2 separate regions of the Homo sapiens genome follow, and region 2 is linked to region 1. The links are chromatin loops, found by intact Hi-C in ENCODE. Cell type or tissue: HepG2. All regions are shown on one strand. Each heading gives the region's core, and the rest is flanking DNA. Links, peaks and the distances in the headings are about the cores only.

Region 1 (5,397 bases), core at 133-5,132:
CATGCCAAGCCTATTTTCCAATTGCCTTCTGTGTACTTTGCTGCCCTGCAAACCCTCAGACTCAACACCCCATGATGAACTTATGATCCTTCACCTCCCCCAGTCCCACCCTTTATTCCTGTATTAGTTTACCATGTCTCCTTTCTTCCCCTTTCCCATATTGAAAACTAGGAGTCACCTGTAGCTCTTCCTCTCCTTCACATCAAATATCCAACCAGCCACCATGTCCTTTGCATGTATCTAAAGTTCTAAACTCTGGTGCCTCCTCCCATTTCTGTTATGACAGTTCTAATTTGGTTCATAGATTCTTCTTTAGAATCACATACTTTAAGATGGAGTTTGCCACTATAGGTCCATCGTCTATTTTTTAACAGTAGTGACTGGCAGGTATCTCTCCACTTCCTAGAGTTTTCCTTGCTGATCTCATCCTCAGCCATTCTTCTGCACTTAGACTTGTAGAAAAGGTCCAGATCTGCAATGTGGATGCTGTTGGAGTGCTGGCATTTTTTCCTTCTGCTTCTCACACGGATATTATGAATGATAAATTTTTATGATGGATGAGTTCCTGACACCAGAGCCAGCAATTCCTACTCCCCATATAGTAATACAGAAAGCATGAAAAGTAGATAACTGAATCTATGAGTGCATAGGACCACTACATATTTGGTGGTGGTGGTGGTGGTGGTGTTATGTGTGACTGTGTACATATATGTATGTTAAAACTAGATATGATAAAACCTTACCACTTTATTGCTGTATGAATCAGTTATTTGTGTAACCAACAACCACAGAATCTCTGTGGCATGTAACAGTGGTTGTTATCTCTAGCTCTCTCATGCGTGGCTTGGCTGAGGTTTGGCTGATTTAGGCTGGGCTCACATAAGCTTCACGTCAAGCTTTGTCTTAGGCATTTTCTGTTCCAGGCTCAGGATGTGTATGAGGCTCTGGTCTTCCCAACATGTGTTTGTTGTGGGGCCCAGGTTTAAGAGCCAGCAGCCATGTGAAGAAGCTTCTTTTCATAGATGGCAAAATACAAGAAAGCAAGACCAATGGCACAAGTACATTTGAAATCTTTCCTTGTGTACTGTCCACTAACATTCCTTTGGCCAAAGCAAGTTACATGGCCAAGCCCAACATCAAATGGTCTAGTGGGAGGGGCTACAAAGGAAGTAGACACAGGGAAGGATGAAGTACTGGGAACAATAATGCAGTTGAACACAATTATGATGATTGCTTTCCATAAGAAGAAAATAAATAGAAAAAAAATTGGGGTTGGTTACGTGCAAATGCCTTTCCTGCTTTATGTTTAAGTCTAATTAGCAGAGGAGATGCATTTTCCTATAAAAATTAGAAACTAAAAGAGGAGCAATGTGGATTGCTAGACAGAAGTATGTTTATGACATTATTATGTGCTAATTCTTTCTTAAGAGTGGCCATCAATTTATAAACTTCCACAGTTCTTTTGGAAACTTCCTGGGAATTGTCTATTTTCGTCCATGTTTGTAATCTCTGAGCCATATAAAGAGTGAAGTGTATTGCGACGTTTTCACTTTCAAAACTATTCTTAGCCAATTTTGTTAGGGTCTTATAAAATGTGCTAAAGAGTCAAACGTTAACATATCAGCTTTGAATATATCAGGATATAGAATGTCAGAAGTTAAACTTAGAATTCTTACAGTATTGTGTAGCAGACTGCTAAAATTAGTATATGATTGATGACATTGTGATTTGATAGGTAATTCAAATATTTTGTAAGTGTTTCAGAGGAAAATATTGCTATAAAGCAACTGATTTAGAAATTGAAATGAGAAATGTCCCAAGAGGTGAATAGTTGTAATATTTATTCAAAAGTAATGTTGCCTATCCTGCTCCTGATAACCACTATTTCATTCTCTATCTCTGTACATTTGACTGTTTCCTTCTAGGATTCCGCATATAAGTGAATCATGCAATCTTTTTTTTCTGTGTCTGTGCCAGACACAGAAAATTATGCTTATTTCACTTAGCATAATGGCTTCCAAGTATTGTGTTCGAGATTTTTGCTAAGTGAATAGCTATAGCTGCTTTTGCCATTGGAGAGTTGGGGGATGGGTAACTATGTGAGATAGTGGATATGATAATTTGTTTGACTATAGTAACTATTTTAATATATATATATATATAAAACATAATATCATGTTATATACCTTAAATGTGCACAATAAAATGTATTTTAAAATATGGCCTAAATGAACATGATGTAGGGTTTCCTTTATTAGTATTAGGAAGGATTTTAATTGTGCATGTAGATATAAGACATTTCCATATGAAATTTATATAATAACAAAGATATTACACAAGGAAAATGGGTCTCTTTCACTTCTACACCTGAAATGTAGGCGGCGACACTTTTATCTAGTCATAGAAAACACAATGAACTTGTGGTTGAATGTACTCAAATTTTCTATCAAATTACAAAATTTGTCAAAACTGTAACACATTTATCATCCAAATTGTCTTAAGAAACGTGCATATGACAATGTCTTTAATTTTCAGTCACCCAAATTTTCAACAGTTGTATTATTCACAGTGAGATTCATCCAACAAATGTATATCCATTTCAACTTGGACAATTTTAAGAACTGACAACTTTCCATGTATGATATTTGTCATTCTCAGAATCCCTTAGAAACCTCAACACTTAACCATTTACCATGTTTCAAGGGAATGTTTTTCCAGGAAAAAAAATGCACAAGTGTGAAAAAGCAGGAGAAAGAGAAGTGCAGTTTTAATAGAATGTCCAAGATTTAAGGTTATGATATGAAAACTAGGTAGCATGTTCTTAGCAAGTCTTGAATTAATGGCAAACTTATGACTTCATTGATTTTCTTTACCCCATCCCCTGACATATAAATATATGAGAAATATAGCTTCCATACCAACACCTAAAGACAGATTTCTTATTCAATTTCTTTGAGAAACTAAATTCAATGGCAGATGACAGCAATACCAGTGTACTGCAGAAGTATGCTCTGCATTCCTGTGTTTTGTTCATGGTATACATTCCTAATGCCCTTTTTGTGAAACCTGGTTAATAATTAAGCAAGTCAGGATGTACGAACCACCTGAAATTCTCGGATAAGTAGTTTCTTAATATCTCTTTTTGTACTTGCTATTGAAAGTATTTAGAGTTATTTTTGCTTGATTATTTACAATTTTACACTTTCTTTATAAACTAATTTTTCCTAAATACCCTAGTGTGATTTTAAAGTTTGAAATGCCTTAACATTCTCCATCAGGGACAAGTTATGTTTTGTAGTTAGCGGCTTGATACCCACATGTAGCTCTGTGTTTATGATGGCAGAGCAAAGTGAAGATTGCAGACAATTATCTTGATGGTCAGGCCTCCAGGTCAGCTGGCTGCTGTGTTTACAGATAAAGTGAGCTGGACATTGGGAAGTCCACTGGCAACTTCTGAAATACATAATGGTCTAAATTGCCTTCTATTCTCAGGGCCCAAGCCACTTGCTAGTGTAAGTTGGCTATTTAAGGGCGAGCATTAACTCTCGTGGGTCACCAGGGAACCATTTAATAAGTAACTAGAGGCCTGGAGATGTTCACGTATTCCTCTAAATGCCCTGGTTTTGTTACTGGTGCAGTTCACTCAAGGTCATTCTGCAGCTTCAAATATTTAATGTCCTTTCTCAAGTGAATGACCGGGTCCGGTGGAGAAGCTGGCTGATTTGTTATTTGTAGTCAGCCAGTACATAGTAAGCTAATCAAGTTCATAATAATTATATTCTGGCAAGAAAAAGCTGATTAACAGATGTAGTAGGAGTTTAGAGAGGCTGAAATAAATCCGAGTTATGATAAAACAACCTCATTAGAGAAGAGTATATACATGCATAAGGATTTTGAGCTGAATACCTTTATGGTTTTTTTGTAACTTTTACTTTTGACATAATTTCTTATTTTTTATTTTTTATTTTTTAATTTTTATGGGTACATAGTAGGTTTATATATTTATGGGGTACATGACATGTTTTGATACGGGCATACAATGCGTAATGATCACATCATGGAGAACTGGGTATTCATCCTCTGAAGCATTTATCCTTTGTAGTGATATAATTTCAAACTTACAAACAATTTGTAAGATCAAGACAATGAACAACTATACATCCTTCACACAAATTCACTGATTGTTTCTCATTTTTTTCCATCTGCTACCTCATTATATCTACCAAGATATCAATCCACTTAATTTTTTTTTCCTGAACCATTTCACGGTAAGTTGCAGACAGGATAGCCCTTCACCTTAAATAATTCAGTGCATATACTCCAAGAACAAGAACATTTTTTACGTGACCACAGTGCATAATTATCAAAATCATAATGGTGCATACTACTATCCAGTTGTGGTGTATGATTTTAATATGTTATATAGAGAGAAACAAAAATGAAAATGAATGACTACTATTCCAAAATGCGAACGTGTGAGTTGCATTGGGACAGATTAGTATGCTCTGTAAAGGGGAAATTAAGCTGACTTAATTATTTAAGTCATGTATTAAGCTAAATTTCAATTATGAAATTACTGGATGATCCAAATACATATTAGATGAGGGTCAGTCACTTATTCAATAACTCATTTGCCTATTTTAGTCAATGCTCAGGTGTCTTGTTTTTCCTAATGACTTCCAAAGGTGATGATTACTGGCACTTACTCAAGCCTAACTTTCACATACCACTTGTAAAGCAGGTTTGAATAAAAGATGCAAGGAAGGTTGACTTCAATATTCAGCCATAACTGGACCTCTTGGTGTGTTGGATTTCTGGTTTTCAGTATATAATTCAGTATAAATATAGTTAGGATACAATAAAAGGCTGATCAAATATGTCTAAAGGAGAGAGTCAGTATAGTAACATAAGTAATATAGACAAGGCATACTATTTGAATTTTGGATTTTAAAAAATGTCATCCTTTTATTCAGACTTTCTAATGGTGCACTATTGCAGTGATAATTAGCAAGGTTAAAAGCCTCTTCCTGAAGACTTTAGGGAGATGCTTGCCATTAGAATAATCTGTTTATACCTATCTCATGTTTGTTTTTACAGCCTGTGTTTCAAAGAATAGTATTAAGTCTGATGGATTTTCTTGCCCGAGAAGCTAATTTAAAAAAATCGTATTCACTAGGTGAACTGCAGACTGCTAAAAGGTGGGACTAAGATGAACACTAAAGAACAACATAAAGGACAGATATCACTCACCTGTGAGGATTTGGTTAGCGATGTGGGAGGAGAGCCTTCCTGAGTATCTTAACATCAGTGCTTCTCTGAAGGCATTGGTAGATTTTTTTTTTTTTTAAGAATGCAACATCATCTGCAACCTGAAGTCAGTTCTGGAGGCAGGATGTA
Region 2 (5,397 bases), core at 341-5,340, 140 kb after region 1:
CCAGAAGTGTTTTAAGATTTTGGATTGTTTCAGAGTTCAGAATATTTACATTATACTGGTTGAGAATCTGTAATCCAAAAATCTGAAATGCTCCAATGAGCATTTCTTTTGAGCATCATATTGGCACTCAAAAAGTTTAGGATTTTAGAGCATATTGGATTTTGGATTTTCAGATGAGAGATGCTCAACCTGTACATGATAACATGACTAGGGGTGTTTTTTTTAATATTTTGTTCACCAAATCTTTTTTTCTCTCATTTGTCTTGCTGAATGCCTTTATCATAGCTTAAATTTGAATTTTCTGCTTCTGAACAGTGCTTAAAATGGAAAGAGGAGGCAGATGCTGGAGTTGCTGGTATCTGCAGCCAGCTTCTCTTGTCGCTGTGTTGGCTTTTCTTAATTTTTAAGCATATGACATATGACTAGTTGTTTTTTGTTTTTTGGTTCATTGCCTGATTTTGGCCCTAACTATTCCATTTTAATTTTAGTTATCCTGCATCATTTCTGTAGGTGTGTTTTATTTGTTATTTCTGGGTGACTAATAAATATATACATTTATATATTATTATATATGAATTATATAAACTTTACAAATTAAATGAGCATGTATATATAAAAAATAATAGCCTACTGCCACTCTAATATGCAACTTTGGGTATATGAAAGTTGATTCTGTTTTGAGTATTCATATGCTCTGAGACAGATGCCTCAAAATAAGATACCTAACGGAGTACTTGCTGCTCTAGGCTTCTAGAGGACTCCCTGGGGTGAGGATTGTTCAGAAAGGAAACACGGAACATAAGCATGATATTATGTTATGGCCAACTAATTAGACATCTAGTCAATTGACTAACAATGTGTGTGTGAGACCCTGTGCTGGGTACAGAGTCAGGGAAAAGCTATCAATCCTGAATAGCCCCAGTATCTTCAGAATCAATTACTGATGCTAACAATATCTTCCAGTGTCAAATGAGAATACAAGATGCACATGACTTTCCTAACTAATTACTATGACTCAATTGGTTAGTTTGAGGAGGTCTTAAATGACAAAATTTAATTCTGTATTCCTGTATATATAGCCAGTATTTTATAAAAGAGAAATTTGGTGAAATGGTTCTGTATGTGTTGCTATGAATTGAAACAAATTCCAGCCACTTGAAAAGATTTTTTAAAGTCTTATTTGCTTTTCTACCAGATGTGCTTGGAAGTGAGTGAAAGTCTCTCAACTAGAACTGCCAGGTCTTTGAGTATAGGTGGCATTTTGTCTTAGCCTAAAATAAATACTTTTTTTTTTTTTTTTTGAGATGGAGTCTTGCTGTGTCACCCAGTCTGGAGTGCACTCCTAGCCTCCAGTGATCCACCTGCCTCGGCCTCCCAAAGTGTTGGGATGACAGGCGTGAGCCACCAAACCTGGCCAAAGACTTGTTTTTATCCACCACATCTACAGCTGTTTGGTTTTTTCTGTTTGTTTGTTTGTTTTTTTGTTCTCATCCCTGCATTCAGACAATCAAAATGTTTTCTCCTTTCAATTTCCAGAAAATTACAATGATCCAGGTTCTTCGCTGAAGCTACCATATCTTTGTTTCTTGTGCAATGATAATGTCACTGATGGCATAATGTCTTCCTCTGCTAGTGGAGCCTAAAGCCTGATTTCCAATGAAGCTTTTCAGCATTGCTCTCTTTCTAAAATCCTCATCTGACGTGGGCTGTGGTTTGCTTTTAGAGTTTGCTTCAGAGTCCACCTATGCAATTCTCAGAGCACTGCCACAGCATGTTCTGAAATCAGAGTTGGGTCTGTTTAGTCTAGCAACCTCATGAGGACCCCGTCTTATGATTGCATGAACTCTCCTACACAGTAGAAATGTGTATTTCTATAGGCGTTACTTAAATGTTTGCAAAGGAGCTGTGTTTCAGTTTTCCCTCTTGTAATTAAATGCTGACATATTTTGCAATTGAAAATAGGAGAAAATAGGTAGGTGGCAAGACGGTGTTCAAGAATAATTCTTTCCTCGGGCAAAAACCACTAAGATCAAGATTCCATCCCCCTGATTCTTCTGCAAAAAAATGTAGGACAAAACCATGGGGCCTTAAAATGAATGAGAACAATAACATCGAATCAATAATAATAGCTATCATTTATAATTGCTTATCACGTGCCGGGCCTTGTTCTTAGTACTTTACAGTGTATTAACTCATCGTTTCATTATAGACAATGTAGAGAGCAGATATTACTCTCATTTTCCTTTTTAGATTGGAAGCTGAATCAGAGAGAGGTTAAGCAACTTGCACCAAGCCTCACAGCTGTAACTGGTAAAGGTGAGGGTTTAACCCAGGCAGTCAGATTGCATATAAACACTCAAGAAGCTGCATTTTATAGCCGTAGAAGAGCCATGCTGCATTGATAAAATGTGCTCCTTAGCAGGCGCTCAAATGTTACACCAGCTCACTGGCTTGAGTAATCAGTCCTCCTTTCACTGGTTCAGTTGCATCAGACGAGTGTTCATTTTTCACACCCAGCAACCACTCTCAGTTCTTAATTCTGATGAATGCATGTCAGGCTATGGAGCTTTCTTGTTTCTGAAGAAGTTGTTGGCTCAGGATTCCTATTTTCTTGATAGCATTCAAGGGATCCTGCAAAGTCAGCAGAGTGTTCTACAAGTCTGCTTTGAGGACAAACTTATTGACATGTAACAGATTCTGAAGATGGTGTCTGGACATTTTCATGCCATTTGTTGCTAGTTGAGTTGAAGGAATGCTGTTGGCACCTACAACATTAGCATCTACATCCTTTGCTGTGTCATAAAGGATAGATGTAAAATACAATGAACTATGAAGGAGGGAGGTAGGAAGTATGACATCATATTCTCTCAGGGCATAAAGCAGATTTACAGTGTACATTGCACATTTAATATGCACAAAGCGCTTCTGGTACATATGAGGTTAAACTATATAAAATACCATTTTGGTAAGTCAAAAACAGTGGACTAGCAGAAAATTCATCCACACACATGCACAGATATACACAGACTCATGTGTACACACTGCACTGTGTAAAGGTATTTATGTTGTCACTTTAGTTAATAAAACAAATAGACAAAGGTCAAAATTACCCAGTGGAATTGGGCTTAACCTCCAAAGAACAATAAAACCTTGTATGACTGAAATTAGAAAGTGGTCTGAGGACCCATTCTTAAAATTCTATCAGAAAAGAATGTTTTACAGACAAAGACTTGCTTTTGGAATACTATGCCTGCTACCATATTCTCAAGGCAAAATTCACACATTGAAAGAATGAGATTCAATACGTGTGAAGTTTTTTTTTTTTTTTCTATGTTCAAATCGGGAGAAGGGCATTATCCAAAGCTGACATATTGAGGTTTCTTTGTTTTTTGTTTTATGCCAGTCTGCTGAAGGCAAAGCCTTTTCTCTTGGCAGGCTGATGCCTTTTGCAAGGTTTTGTGGTTAGGGGCATGCCTGTGCTGCAGTGATGTGAGCAGTTTATCAGCACCATTTTTCTGACAGAAGTTACTGAAGCATGGTGTCTGAGTCCACCAAACCATTACATCTTCAGTTACAAGGCACTTCACTAAAAGAGTGGCTTTGGAATATTTTGATCCTAAACAAAGAGCTTGTTGTTAAAGTGGTGTTATTTTGTTTTATTAAAGAAATGAGGGCAAATGCTCATAGAAGGTGGAAACTCACTTTCAGTTTGGGGGAAATATCCCTTAAACTAGAAGAGGTATATGGAAGAACTTGACACCTTACTAACAGGTATTCTGTGGATTTTTTGTGTTTGCTTCATATGGCTTAATATCACTTCACTCTGCAGAATTATGGAATGTAAGGTAATACACATCAAAGCAGCATAGGTAAGACAATTGGATCGAGAATTAGCAAATGTAGGATTTAGGCTTATGTGTCCCATTTAACCATGGACTTTTCTGGACTTTTGTCTCCTCATCTGTAAAACAAGTGATTCAAGACCGTGAACTGGAAGATGTGATTGGGTGCCGGGTGTCTGTTCTTAAGAGACTCTAGAATTTCTGGTCGCTGAACTGGCAGAGGAACACACAAAGCATTTGACCTTGCTCCCATCTTTCATAATGCCTTGTGCTGCCCTTGGTATTTAAATGAACATGATTCTACTGACTTGCTGTCAGCGGGACTTGCACTTTGGGCTGCTTTCCAGCAGTGGGGAAGGATTTGGGATGATTCATCGACACTTGCTTTCCCAGATGCCTCTGCTTCTGCATTCTACTGTCAAATTGAGCAAATTTGCCAAAGTCAATGACAGATTTTATTTGTTCCTTGCAAACAGGCTAAGGTGGAAAAACCTAAATAGATCCCAAAATACATAGAATTTCAATGTGATGTATATTAACCAGAAAATTCTGTAAATGTATAGATTAAGTATTAGTTATCACTTGTGGCATATTATCAATAATCAAAATGTACTGGACACTATTTTAAGTGCTTTCCATGTTGCATCTCATTTAAACTTCATGACCACTCTATAGTGTGGTAACTATGATTATCCCTAGATGAGAAAATGGAGATGCGGAAAGACTAAATGACTTGCCTGAGATTACACGTAGCCACTCAGTGGCAAAGCCAAGGTTAGAGTAGTCAGACTCTAGTGACAGTGCTTATAACTGCTACATTGTCCCTCTCTTTGGCTAATGGTGCTCCCTACCTGGCTTTTGAGGCAGGAACTCTCAACTCATAGCCAGAGTTATGGAGTCTAGCCCTAGGATGTCAACCCAAGTCAGAAGAACTATTTGTGTGCAAACTTTACCATGTATAAGATGTGAAAATAGCACATACATGATTAGAATCATACTTGCTTAACTTTTAGGATCTTATTTGACTAAAATATTTATGTAGCTGCTTTGGAAGGTGCATAGCTGTGGCACAGATGGCTAGCTGATCACTAAAAATACACGTGCCTTTTCATGGCATAGGGTAATTGCTGGCAAAAGTCTTCTCAACGAGGGACTACGTGACCATTTCTCACCAATAAAATGTGAGGAGAAGTGATGTGTGTCACTTCCAGGATGACATGGTTACAGAGATGCGCTTTCCTCACCATCCTTTCCCCAGTCCCTGATTGAATGGAGGGAATTCCAGTCATGTGCTGAAGATTATGGAGCCAAAGACATTGGAGCCTGAGTTCCTCAATAATCACCTGCAGGAAAGCCATCTGACCATGAATACCCACATTGGATTTTCACATGAGTAAGGATAATCTTGCAGTGAATTAAGGCACTGAGTTCTGTGTTATGGCAGCTAACTAGTGCCAAAAGTAAAAAGTGTTGTTGCTTTCATCCAGGTGGGGATTCCATGAATGTCCAGCTTTTTACAATGCTGAGTAAGTCATTGAACTTAGCAGTGTCTCCT

The links. Peaks named below come from ENCODE experiments on the same cell type or tissue, not always from the same donor. Only the 100,000 strongest peaks of a DNase experiment are listed, where the experiment ranks them.
Region 2: a loop joins it to region 1, with 12 times the contacts of the local background. A loop is called at or near these places in 1 of 110 quality-filtered maps.

What each region holds. Positions count from the first base shown.
Region 1 is chr20:8,187,179-8,192,575 of GRCh38, forward strand. The region is part of intron 2 of PLCB1 (phospholipase C beta 1); the gene reads left to right. Among named protein-coding and RNA genes, the nearest start is that of PLCB1, 58 kb to the left of the region's middle. In HepG2, for the core only: no CTCF peak of the experiment used is centred there; DNase peaks (open chromatin) are centred at 3,063 and 3,543; H3K4me3 peaks cover 1,463 bases.
Region 2 is chr20:8,328,037-8,333,433 of GRCh38, forward strand. All of the region lies in intron 2 of PLCB1 (phospholipase C beta 1), which reads left to right. Among named protein-coding and RNA genes, the nearest start is that of PLCB1-IT1, 82 kb to the left of the region's middle. In HepG2, for the core only: no CTCF peak of the experiment used is centred there; DNase peaks (open chromatin) are centred at 3,115 and 4,155; H3K4me3 peaks cover 991 bases.